Linked DNA regions of Homo sapiens: region 1 is linked to region 2. Evidence: chromatin contacts called from ENCODE Hi-C or POLR2A ChIA-PET data. All regions are on one chromosome and are shown on one strand. The core of a region is the stretch at or near the end of the contact, and the rest is flanking DNA. Distances in the headings are between cores, read along the strand shown. Region 1 overlaps CFLAR (CASP8 and FADD like apoptosis regulator). Region 2 holds the start of LINC01792 (long intergenic non-protein coding RNA 1792).

Evidence for each region. Hi-C counts contacts between places; a loop is a spot of excess contacts on that map. ChIA-PET counts read pairs that join two places held with the same protein, here RNA polymerase II (POLR2A). Pooled maps may share reads with other maps.
Region 1: a pooled map shows a loop between it and region 2 (4-fold over the local background). The contact joins the enhancer-like site here to the promoter of LINC01792 in region 2. A Hi-C loop is called at or near these places in 3 of 50 pooled maps. POLR2A ChIA-PET finds 5 or more read pairs at or near these places in 2 of 52 experiments (activated CD4-positive, alpha-beta T cell and activated T-cell).

What each region holds. Positions count from the first base shown.
Region 1 is chr2:201,172,244-201,178,721 of GRCh38, forward strand. CFLAR (CASP8 and FADD like apoptosis regulator) reads left to right here. Exons shown (of 10, transcript NM_003879.7): 10 at 1-4,444. Among named protein-coding and RNA genes, the nearest start is that of CASP10, 7.7 kb to the right of the region's middle. Within about 2 kb of position 4,153, at least 4 of the 41 ENCODE cell types and tissues checked have a DNase peak (open chromatin) inside an H3K27ac peak, as active enhancers do.
Region 2 is chr2:200,732,142-200,738,914 of GRCh38, forward strand. It overlaps LINC01792 (long intergenic non-protein coding RNA 1792), which reads right to left and starts at 3,036. Exons shown (of 3, transcript NR_037886.1): 1 at 2,896-3,036. It also overlaps the pseudogene AOX3P-AOX2P, the pseudogene AOX3P and the pseudogene AOX2P.

The sequences.
Region 1 (6,478 bases), core at 2,903-5,402, 440 kb after region 2:
GATCTCCTAAATTTTAACTTTTATAAAATATTTTGATACATTCATGACCTTACTTTAGCAAGCAATGAACGTGATGTAAACTATTGTTGATATAGTTTTTATATTGGAAGTGTAAGTAGTTTGTGGCATGGGATTGTGACATATCCTAGGTTTCCTCATCTTCTTTTTATTGAAATGTAATTCACAAGCCATAAAATTTGCCCCTTTAAAGTAAATGATGCAGTGGATTTTAGTATATTTACAGAGTTGTGCAATCATCACCACTATCTAATTCCAGAACATTTCCATCTACCTAGAAACTCCATACCAGTGAGCTGCCACTCTAATCCTCCTCTTCCCCCAGCCTCTAGAAACAATAATCCATTTTCTGTCTCTATGATTTGCCTGTTCTAGATATTTTATAAAAATAAACATGTGGCCTTTCGTGTCTGACTTCCTTCACTTAGCATGTTTCAAGGTTCATCTATGCTATAGAGTGTACCAGTGCTTCATTACATTTTATGGCTGAATAATACCCTATTGTGTGGATATACCGCATTTAGTTTATTCATCAGTTGATCGAAATTTAGACTGTTTCCACTTTTTTGCTATTATGGATGATGCTGCTATGAATATTCGTATATGAATTTTTATATGGATATATGTTTTCAGTTCTTCTGGGCATATACCTTAGAAGTGAGAGTGCTCATCATATAGTAACTCTATGTTTAGCCTTTTGAGGAACTGCCAAACTGCTTTTCAAAGTAGTAGCATCATTTTATATTCCCACCAGCAGTGTATGAGGTTTTTTTTATTTTTTTGTTTTTGAGACGGAGTCTCACTCTGTCGCCCAGGGTGGAGTGCAGTGGCGTTATCTTGATTCACTGTAACCTCTGCCTTCTGGGTTCAAGCCATTCTCCTGCCTCAGCCTCCCTAGTAGTTGGGAGTAGCTGGGTTTACAGGAGCTCGCCACCATGCCCAACTAATTTTTGTATTGTTTTTTGAGACGGAGTCTCGCTCTGTGGCCCAGGCTGGAGTGCAGTGGTGCAATCTCAGCTCACTGCAAGCTCCGCCTCCTGGGTTCATGCCATTCTCCTGCCTCAGCCTCCCAAGTATCTGGGACTACAGCCGCCCTCCACCACGCCCGGCTAATTTTTTGTATTTTTAGTAGAGACAGGGTTTCACCGTGTTAGCCAGGATGGTCTCTATCTCCTGACCTCGTGATCCGCCTGCCTTGGCCTCCCAAAGTGCTGGGATTACAGGCGTGAGCCACCGCGCCCAGCCAATTTTTGTATTTTTAGTAAAGACAGGGTTTCACCATGTTGGCCAGGCTGGTCTCGAACTCCTGGCCTCAGGTGATCTGACTGCCTTGGCTTCCCAAAGTGCTGGCATTACAGACATTAGCTACTGTGCCTGGCCTCAAGTCCTTTCTCATTTTAAAACTGCGTTATTTTATTTTATTTTTCTGAGATGGAATCTCACTCTGTCGCCCAGGTTGGAGTGCAGTGGTGCAATCTCGGCTCACTGCAACCTCCACCTCCTGAGTTCAAGCGACTCTCCTGCCTCGGCCTCCCTAGTAACTGGGATTACAGGCACCCACCATCACGCCTGGCTAATTTTTGTATTTTTAGTAGAGACAGGGTTTCGCCATGTTGGCCAGGCTGGTCTTGAACTCCTGAACTCAGGTGATCTGCCTGCCTCGGCCTCCCAAAATGCTAGGATTACAGGCGTGAGCCACCACACCCGGTGGGTTGTCTTTTTATTGTTGAGTTGTAAGCATTCTTTTTAATATTCTGGATACTAGTTTCTTATCAGGTACAATCTTTGTGAATATATTCTCCCATTCCATGGATTGTCTTCTCACTTTCTGGATACTATACAGTACAAGTTTTAAATTTTGATGAAGTTCACTTGATTTCTGTTTTTTATGTTATTGCTTATGCTTTTGGTGTCATACCTAAAAAACCATTGTCTAAATCAATTGCCTATGAGGTGTTACCCCTATGTTTTCTTCTAAAGTTTTATGATTTTAGCTCTTTGACCCATTTTGAGTTATTTTTGTGTATGCAGTGCGAGATAAGCATCCAGCCTCATTCTTTTGCACATAAATGTTCACTTGTCTTAGCATTACTTATTGAAAATACTATTTTTTCCCTATAGAATTATTTTATACTTATCACAAATCAACTAACTATAAGGGTTTATTTCTGGACTCAATTCTGTTGCTCTATCTTATGGTAGTACCACACTGTCTTGATTATTGTAACTTCGTAGTAAGTTTTGGAATCCAGAAATGTAGTCCTCTAACTTTGTTGTTGTTGTTGTTCTTCTTTTTTCTTTTGTAGAGATGAGGCCTTGCTATGTTGCCCAGGCTGGTCTCAAACTCCTGGCCTCAAACAATCCTCCCACCTCCACCTCCCAAAGTGCTGAGGGGTGAGCCACTGCAACTGGCCTGTTCTTTTTCAAAATTGTTAGGGCTGTATTGGGTTTACCTTTCCCTAAATTTTCATATAACTGTTAGGATTCACTTGCAAATTTATGTAAAAAGGGCCTCTGGAATTTTGATAGTGATTACACTGAATGAGAGGAGTTTGGCAGGACTGGTTTCCCAAGACCACAAGACCCTGTAAGACCCTGCTGATAAGACAGGATGTGGTAGAAAGGCCAACCCAAACCAGCCAAAACCATGATGGTGACAGAAGAGACCTCTGGTTACCTTTGCTGCCCATTCTATGGTAATTATAATACATTAGCACGCTAAAAGAAACTTCTACAGCACCATGATAGTTTACAACTGCCATAGCAACTTTCAGAAGTTACCCTGTATGGTCTAAAAGGTCCAGACCTCCCCACTTCTTTCCTGGAAAACTCATGAATAAGCCACCTCTTGTTTAGCGTATAGTCAAGAAGCAACCATAAATATAGCCAGTCAGCAGCCCATCAGGGCTACTCTTCCTATGGGGTAGCCATTCTTTTATTCCTTTACTTTCTTAATGAACTTGCTTTCACTTTATTCTGTCAGCATGCTCTTGAATTCTTTCCTGAACCCACTTGACCTCTTGGGCTGAGCCTTAACCTTGGGGTACTTTTGCCTATAACAAACATACAAAGATAAGTTTGGCTGGGCGCAGTGGCTCATGCCTGTAATCCCAGGACTTTGGGAGGCTGAGGATGGTGGATCGCTTGAGCCAAGGAATTTGAGGCCACCTTGGGCAACACGGCAAAACCCTGTCTCTACTAAAAATACAAAAATTAGCTGGGTATGGTAGCATGCGCCTGTAGTACCAGCTACTCGGAAGGCTGAGGTGGGAGGATCACTTGAGCCCGGGAGGTGGAGGTTTCAGTGAGCTGAGATTGTGCCACTGTACTCCAGCCTGGGGAACAGAGTGAGACCCTGTCTCAAAATAAAAATAAATTTGAGGTGTATTGCCATCTTAACGGAAGTTGTTACTGGTGGACGGTATCCAAGTTACTGGTGGTAAATCTGCAGCAACCTCAATTCTTTCCTCCTCAGAAGAAAGAATTTGACTGAGGGGCATAAGGCAGAAGGAGGGACCGAGGCAAGTTTCAGAGCAACAGTGAAAGTTTATTACGCTTTAGGCTGGGCACAGTGGCTCATGCCTGTAATCCCAGCATTTTGGGAGGCTGAGGCAGGTGGATTACTTGAGGTCAGTAGTTCGAGACCAGCCTGGCCATCATGATGATGAAACCTCGTCTCTACTAAAAATAGAAAAATCAGCTGGGCATGGTGGTCCATGCCTCTAATCCCAGCTACTCGGGAGGCTGAGGCAGGCGAATCAGTTGAACCTGGGAGGCGGAGGTTGCAGTGAGCCAAGAAAGTTTATTAAGCTTTAGAACAGTAAGGAAAGGAAAGAAAAGAAGGAAAGTATAACTTGGAAGAGGGCCAAGCAGGTGACCTGAGAAACCAGGTGCAGGGCTTGCCCTCTTGACTTGGGGTTTTATATGCTGGCATACTTCCGGGATCTTGTGTTACTTTTCCCCACTCCTGAGATCTTTTTGAGAAGCTGATGATCAGTCTCAGGTGTTTTCTATTGCGGGGGGGGGGGGCGGGCGGGGGAGCTGCCTGTCCCTGGCACCACCTGTGACCAATTATTACTTTACAGAAACATTTAACAACCGCCTGACCATCACCTGATGGTTGCCCAACACTCTTGGTGTGTGTCGGGGGAGCCCTCTCCTGCCTTGCTCAGACCTGAATGTACCCATTGTAACAAACCCCTTCTTTGTATACTTTGATATGGTGACATTTCTTGTCACTTGCCTCATTGTGAATTTTTATAGATGTGGCTAAGTCATATGCTTCCTTCTGAAAAATTATGTCAAATACTAGCAGTTTCTCACTGTTTTTTGCCCTAGAAACAACAAACTAACCTTGAAGTGAAAGGCCTTTCTGCGTTTATCTTACCTTTTTTGAGCAGCATTAAAACTGTTTTACTCAGACCAAGTGCCGTGGCTCATGCCTGTAATCCCAGCACTTTGGGAGGTTGACGTGGGAGGATTGCTTGAGCCCAGGAGCTCGAGATCAGGCTGGGCAATGAAGTGAGAGCCAGTTTCTACAAAAACATTTTTAAAAATTTGCTGGGCATGGTGGGACATGCCTTTAGTTCCGGCTACTCTGGAGGTTGAGGTGGGAGGATCACTTGAGCCCTGGAGGTTGAGGCTGCAGTGAACTATGATCTTGCCACTGCACTCCAGCCTGTGTGACAGAGCAAGACCCTGTCTCAAGAAAATCCATATAAACATATATAGTGGTTTCTTATATACAACATTTTAAATTTATTGATATATAAAATATGTATTTTAAATTTATATACTATACAATCTGTTATATAAAATTATTTTTATAATATATTTATATAATATATTTTAAATTTAAATATATTTATAAATATATATAAATATATATTGTACACATTACTCAATTTTTCTTTTTCTTTTTTTTTTTTTTTTTGAGACAGAGTTTCACTCTTGTTGCCCAGGCTGGAGTGCAATGGCATGATCTCGGCCCACTGCAACCTCCGCCTCCCAGGTTCAAGAGATTCTCCTACCTCAGCCTCCTGGATTACAGGCGCCCACCACCATGCCCGGCTAATTTTTTTGTATTTTCAGTAGAGACAGGGTTTCATCATTTGGCCAGGCTGGTCTCAAACTCCTAACCTCAGGTGATCCGCCTGCATCAGCCTCCCAAAGTGCTGGGATTACAGGCATGAGCCACCACACCCAGCCTACATTACTCAATTTAACCACGTCCACCTAGTTCCCTAGACAAACTATTGCTAATTTAACTTTTAGGAACTACTGCCATCTTGCGGAACTTTGAGGTTTTGCCACCCCAGAATTTCCTAGCTGCTCTGTTCTTCTATTATGTGGCATAGCAAACACAAAATGGGTCACTTTTTTTCTTTGGAGATGGGATCTTTCTATGTTGCCCAGGCTGGTCTCCAACTCCTAGGCTCAAGTGATCTTCCTACCTCAGCCTCCTCAATAGCTGGTACTATAGGAGACAGCACCACACTGCCCGGGCCTGGTTGCATTTTACTTGTCTAGCTATCGTCTCTTTCCTGTTGACTATCTGGAAATCTCTGATGGGGTCTTTAACAGAAAAAGTCTACTCCTTCAGACCTTAGTTTCATGCCATATACCACATATGACAGGTCTGGGAAGGTCTGGAATGTGTGGATAAAGGCGATGGCAGTGGCTGCTGCCATCATGCTGGCTGCAGCAGGGAGGCATGGCTCTGGGTGCACACTCCACGGAGCTGGTGGGTGCCCCCCACCTTCTGAGTTGGAGCGGGAGCTCCTCGGGTGCTGCTGCAGCTGCCCAAACCCAGCCACCCAGACTGCGGCTGTGGATCTGAGCCCCCCTGTGCTCTTGGAGGAGGGCTGGGAGCAGGCAGGATCTGCCTTCCTGGGTGCAGAGACCAGCTTGGTCACGGACACCCTAACCCAGTGGTGCTAGAGGAATTAGACACACATACAGAAATATAGAGTGTGGAGTGGGAAATCAGGGGGCTGACAGCCTTTAGAGCTGACAGCTCCGAACAGAGAGTTACCCACATATTTATTGACATCAAGCCAGTGATAAGCATTGTTTCTATAGATTATAGATTAATTAAAAGTATCCCTTATGGGAAACAAAGGGATGGGCCGAAACAAAGGGATGGGTTCTGGCTAGTTATCTGCAGCAGGAACATATCCTTAAGGCACATATCACTCATGCTATTGTTTGTGGTTTAGGAATGCCTTTTTGCAGTTTTCCGCCCTGGGTGGGCCAGGTGTTCCTTGCCCTCATTCCGGTAAAACAACAGCCTTCAGCGTGGCCATCATGGCCATCAAGAACATGTCACAGTGCTGCAGAGATTTTGTTTATGGCCAGTTTTCGGGTCAGTTTATGGCCAGATTTGGGGGACTGTTCCCAACACCAGGGTGTGGCTGCAGCCACCCTCCTAGGTGCAGGACCTGGGCATCTCTGCAGCCTG
Region 2 (6,773 bases), core at 1,786-4,285:
CTCCACCCAGACTGTTTCCCCATATATGGAGACAGGAGGATGGAGATCCTTGGTTAGACTTTGTTTGGGAACCCTGAATTTAAACTTCCACCACAGATGTTTACCTTCATCGCTTTTTCCTTTGCTCTTTAAATAGATCCACCAAAGCAGTGACTTAGCAATTATCCTGGGCATCCTTAGCAATCATCCTGGGCAGAGAACCCACTTGGGCACTCTGCTTGTTCACTCAGGAAAATAACATTCCCAACAATAAGGAAAACTATGACATCTAGAAAATGGTTATTTTCCCATGTTTTGCTTTTGTCCAGCTGTGTATTTTTCCTTTCATCATATTCTTTTTTGCAGGCTAATGAAGCTTTTGCTCAAAGCACTAGTTTGTCTGCCACTGGATATTTTAGGTAAGAGGTATCTAATACTGTCCTAAAATTATTCCCCTTTAGAATGGAAAAGGAACTTTGAAAAGGTGTGCTCAGTTGTTTATATTTTTAATATTGTCTATTATTATCAATTTTATTTTTTTATTGAAAGGTTTTCATTAGAAAGAGAAATGTTATATTATCAGAACAGGAAGGCAGACAATTTTGAGATGAGTCCCATAATTTCCTTCCTGCAATGCCTTAGTACACATAAACCTGCCACAGGTTTATAGGTTGATATTAAATGATCCTGTGAATAGTGAGAACAGATCAAGATAGAGGGATTTTTGCAAAGCTTTTAGTGCTTCCCAGCATGGATTTAGTGCTTATGCCTTTCAGTCTTAGTGTCTAATAGGATGCAGCACTTTGGGCTTTCTAATATTTCTTGCTCTCCAGAAATCTTGCCTTATATCCTGCCTCTTGTGACCCTCTTCTCTTGTCTAATGGGGGATTGGTTATAAAAGCTGTGAGTCAAACCAGGGATGACCAAAACAGCCCCATACAAATAGCATGGGAAGTTGAGCAAGGTACCCCATCAGACATGAGAATTTGTCCAAATAAGGAACAGGGAGATCTCACTGGAAGTGACAAGAAACTAACCATCCTTTTACCATATTGAGCATATGTGGGCACATCGCCTAGGCTTATTGGGAGGGCGGTCTAGTATCCTGATGGCATCTATAAATACAAAGCTCACATCTGAAGGTAGGTTGGATCTTCTTGAATGGGGAGGCCATGCCTAGTTTCAGTAACCCAGAGGAAGGACGTGAATTTAGGAAACTAGAACTGAGGGAGCTCAGATTCTGTTGGTCTCACAGGTCAACCATGGAAGTCACAGGCACCCCTGGCCAGTGGGTATAAATAATAGTAACCATCATGAGAAGGTAGACCAGGAACCAGGAAGAACCCATTTATTGGTTCAACAATTGAAGAGAAGTAAGCTGAGTTGTAAAGATCAATGAAATTGTCTCTTTTTCTTGTCCTTTTGTTTCCTCCTGTCATTTATCCAATTCTTATATGAACATTCTTACTCTGATCAGTCGGTCTACAGAGAATCAACCCAAGAGTCCTCCGTCCAGTATAAGAAAAAGAGAGGGAAACAGTGCCCCGTTAGACCAATGTGTCAATGGTAGGATCAGACATAGATCCCAAAGGAAGTGAGTCTTGGGTGAAAGCCAAGGCCGTATGGACCACCCAGTGCCAACTCTGAGGTTCTGAACTTTATTTTTACTAAGAAAAGGGCAATTTCCTCACAGCACTAGGCAAAAATGGAAAGCTATCCTGGCACACAAGTATAGAATGCCACCAGAGACAAGCAGCTGGAAGAAAAAGCCAGGCCACCAGCAACAGAGACAAAGAACTGTGAGCTTGAGAGGCTATGGCAGATGGTGAGGGAAGGACAGTGAGGGAGAAAGAGACTCAGATGCAGCAGAGGCTCAGTGGCTAGACTTAGGACCCAGCCAGGGCTTATTGCAAAATAAGCACTTGGTAACTTTTTATATCTTTGCCTTGGCAACCAGGAAACTCAAAGTTAAATTTTATGCTTCATTTAGTTTTGGCTTTTGTTGTTGTTGTTGTTGTTCTTGTTGTTTGCAGAGACAGAGTCTAGCTCTGTCGCCCAGGCTGGAGTGCAGTGGTGCGATCTTGGCTCACTGCAACCTCTGGCTCCCAGGTTCAAACAATTCTCCTGCCTCAGCCTCCCGAGTAGCTGGGACTACAGGCGCCTGCCGCCACCCCCATTTAATTTATTTTGTATTTTAGTAGAGGCGGGGTTTCACCGTGTTGCCCAGGCTGGTCTCGAACTTCTGAGCTCAGGCAATCCACCCACCTCGGCCTCCCAAAATGTTAGGATTACAGGCATGAGCCACCGCACCTGGCCAGTTTTTATCATATATAAATTCCTACTCTCTTATTATTCATTTCATCTCATTTCTTGACTCTCATCTTTTACACTTATTTTAATGATTTGACTATTGTATTTGTATTTAATATGAATGCTTTCTATAAATAGACTCATGTAAGGCTTGTTTAGGAAATAAGTGAAATTGAATTAAATACGTATGTCTAACATGAATCTATTAAGTTTCTCAGCAGATGAAAAAGACCTTCCTTATAACAACACTTGTCATACCTGAAGAACATTATTTAGCCAGTTCTTAATCTTCTCTTTACCAGAATTGATCACAAAAATTTTAACTCATTTTTAGCTTTTGAAACAATGACAAGTTTACAGAAAATTTGCATGTACAGTACAAAGAATTTTTTTTACCCTGAATCATTTGAGAGTAAATTGCTGACCTAATGCCCCAAACCCCTGAACACTTAAGAGTTTAGTCCTACACACTATACAATATACCCATCAGAATCCAGAAATTAACAGCAGTTCACAACTACTATCTAATTATCAGACTCCATTCAAGATTCGCCAGTTGTCCCAATCAAGTATTTTATAGCAAAAATATTCAATACAGAATCTCACTTTTCATTTAGTTGTCCTGTCTCTGAGGTGTCCTGGAGCAGGAATCAGGTCTCCCCTCTCTCTTTGACATCATGACTTTGACACTTCGGAAGAGTTTGGCCAGTTATCTTGTCCAATGTCTCCCATTTTGAGTTTGTCTATTGTTTTGTCGTGGTTAGATCGATGTTATGAGTCTTTGTCAGAATATTACAAAAGTGACTCTGTGTTCCCCTCATGGCATCCTGCCAGGTGACACATGACTTCAACATGTCCCACTTGGTTAAGATGGTGTCTACCAGGACTCTCCACAGTGAGGTGGTTTTTCTCCTTCTGTAGTTAATAAATATTCTGTGGGGAGATACTTTGAAACTATGTAAATATATTGTTCCTCATTAAACTTTCTGTTTATTTTTTATTATTATTATTATTTTTTGAGACAGACTCTCGCTCTGTCGCCAGGCTGGAGTGCAGTGGTGCAATCTCAGCTCACTGCAACCTCCACCTCCCAGATTCAAGCAATTCTCCTGCGTCAGCCTCCCGAGTAGCTGGGACTACAGGTGTGCGCCACCACGCCCAGCTAATTTTTGTATTTTTAGTAGAGACAGGGTTTCACCATGTTGGCCAGGATGGTCTCGATCTCTTGACCTCGTGATCCACCCGCCTCAGCCTCCCAAAGTGCTGGGATTACAGGCGTGAGCCACTGCGCCTGGCCAACACTCTTTTTGTTACTGCCATTCTACCCCTCAGGTCCACCCCACAGCCTGTCCAATTAGCTATGTGAGTTAACTGCTCAGTTTGGTCTCTGCAAAGCAGAGCTAAAACAAACAATGCGCCTTCCTTTAGGGCTCTTAAAATTAAAGCATGAGTACCCTCTAGTGGCTTGCAGGAAAGTTTCCACGATTCTCGAACTTTTCCTAAGTCCCAGATGAGTGAAGGACACTGGCAGGGGTGGGATGTACTGGAGCCAGATGTGTTCCCCACCAGCACACCCAGGAAATACATTTTTGCACAGCTGTAATTTTGACTTAAACATTTGTTTAAGGTTTGCATGCTCAATCATATGACCTACATGTTTGGCTCAGTATACATTTGTTTTCTCAAAATCTTTAGTATAGTGAGTGCTCCAGAAAGTCATTGCATGTTTACCTCATAGACCCATGAACTCTGAAAAGCATAGAGTTCCACTGAAATGCCCTTTCTGAGAATCAAAGTTGAAGTTCTTTTCACTTGCATTGGAAGAAACCTAGATTTTGTGACCAGAGATGGAATAAAATATGAATAGAACCACATTAAGTAGAATGTTCTCAGTATAGCCTGGCAGAAGGTGTGTCGTGCCTAGCATGAGGTGACATGGTGATGTGTGCAATGGAAATGGAGTTATTTGGCTTCAAACTGTGTTTGAACTCTTATGAGGATTCAGGCAATAGAGCAGACAGGGATACTTCAATCCCCACTGGGGTTGAACTGCCCTTTTCCCTCTGTGTCAAATAAGAGGTGGTGATGCTGGTCTATGTGATGCTTCTGACCTTAATAATAATTATGTTTTTTTGTTTCTGGTTTCTCCTCCACTAATAAGGCTCTGGGTCTTCTCCTTAGGGAGAAGGAATTGTATGACTGAAAAAAAAAAAAAAAAAAAAAAAAGCTTGATTTTCCTAGTACTCCTGCAACGATAAGGCAGGCCAGGACCTTCCAGAAGTTAAAAAACAGGCTCCACTGAAACCTGTGATAAGGAAGCAACAGACCATCACTGATGGGTCTGGGATGAAATTAGATCCCCTGTTACAGAGTACATTTTAGGAGACGCTAAAACAGAAACAGGGTGAGAACTCCAGGCTGAGACATTCCAGCGGGGAGGGATAGTTTAGATTTGTTTAGCATAAGGATAACAAGGAGCAGCTCATGGTTCCCTTATCAACTAAATTAGCTGAGATTACTGAGGCAGCGGGGTGTTGCATGAGTATGCTGGCAAGGTGGGGGAGGTGTCATGCCAAGTACATTCTTAATATTGATAAAATACAGCTATGTAGGAGGGTGAAATATTCTCAAAGATTAGTCAACAAGAGATAAATCAAAGCCCAACCTGATAAAAACAGACTAACTGCAATTAGAACCAGCCCAGCTAGTAATGTCAAGTCACTCTACGTTAGTGTTTCATTCTGCAAACCCCGGGTGTGAAGGATTAATTTTAAAAGGCTGCCTAACTCATCTCCTGGGGGTTTGGGTGACTACTTCACTTTTTAAGACTGATTTGAACCCTTTCATCCTTACTGAAGAAAAACCCTGAAGCTCATGCTAATATCCTGCCAATACTCACAACTTATGGCTCCAAAGTTGGTTGAAATTTTGAATTATTTCCTTGCCAGTTAGCAAATAGCATTACTTCGATCGCTAGATGCTCTCCCATTACTTCCCTGGACCCTTCCCAGGAGCCCCCAACTTCCTCATACCCAGTAACGCTCAACATAAATGGCTGGGGCAGCTCCTTACATGGGCCAATTGACCAGTGCCCCTCACAAAACTGATTGTTGAAGATTTTGAGTATCGGGTGCAAAACCTGAAATCCAAGCATTACAGATTTTAGACAACAACCTGGGGAATTGAATGACCTTTGCCTTATTGTAATGCCATTCGATTTATCCCCCTTAATCACAAAGCAACTTTGCATAGCTTCACCACAATCAGTCAGGAGGAGGTCATGGAAAATTCTGGTAAGGTCTGCCACCTGCAAGTTTTTGCTGTCATTCCTTCTCTCTAGCCTCTATTTCCTTGTGTCTGTCAAAAGAAGAATGTGGACCAGCCCAGGAGATCTCACTCTGGCTGTGTAAAAACACCTTGAAGCCTTTTAAAAATCTGCAGAGATCCAGGCTGGGCGCAGTGGCTCACGCCTGTAATCTCAGCACTTTGGGAGGCCAAGGCAGGAAGATCACTTGAGGTCAGGAGTTCGAGACCAGCCTAGCCAACATGGTGAAACACCGTCTCTATTAAAAATACAAAATTAGGCTGCGCAGGTGGCTCACGCCTGTAATCCCAGCACTTTGGGAGGCCGAGGTGGGAGGATCACCTGAGGTCAGGAGTTCGAGATCAGCCTGACCAATATGGAGAAACCCCGTCTTTACTAAAAATACAAAATTAGCCAGACATGGTGGCGCATGCCTGTAATCCCAGCTACTTAGGAGGCTGAGGAAGGAGAATCGCTTGAACCTGGGAGGCGGAGGTTGAGGTGAGCCAAGATCACGCCATTGCACTCCAGTCTGGGCAACAAGAGCGAAACTCTGTCTAAAAAAAAAAAAAATTAGCCAGGGCTATGGCAGGTGCCTGTAATCCCAGCTACTTGGGAGGCTGTGGCATGAGAATTGCTTAAACCTGGGAGATGGAGGTTGCAGTGAGCCAAGATTGCACCACTGCACTCCAGCCTGGGCAATAAGTAAGACTCTGTCTCAAAAAAAAAAAAAAAAAAAAAGGCAGCAGAGATTCTAATTGAATTGATCTGGGAGTGGGGCATCTGTGCTGTTTTTGAGTTCCCAGCGACTCTCTGTGAGCCAATGTGGATACTCACTGCACTGGCCAAACACTGAGGTCCTGGTGCCATGATTACAATTCAGCTGCTCCTCTTATGTCACCAGTAAAAACAAGTTGCTTTCCAGGACTGACAATAGGCGCTGGCTGCAGCCTGGCCCAGATGCAGGACATCTTGGCTGAGAGGGTAGCTGAGCTCCCAGAGGAGAAAACACAGACGTACTGAGCCCTCCTGAAGCACCTGAGGAGTCTGGCAGGCCAGCAGATCCGGAATATGGCGGTATGTTCCCTGGTTTCAACCACTGGGCACACCGCACCTATTTCTGAACCTCACTGAAATGTTGAGATATGCGTTGGCAGAATCAGTATGCAAAAAGGTCTCA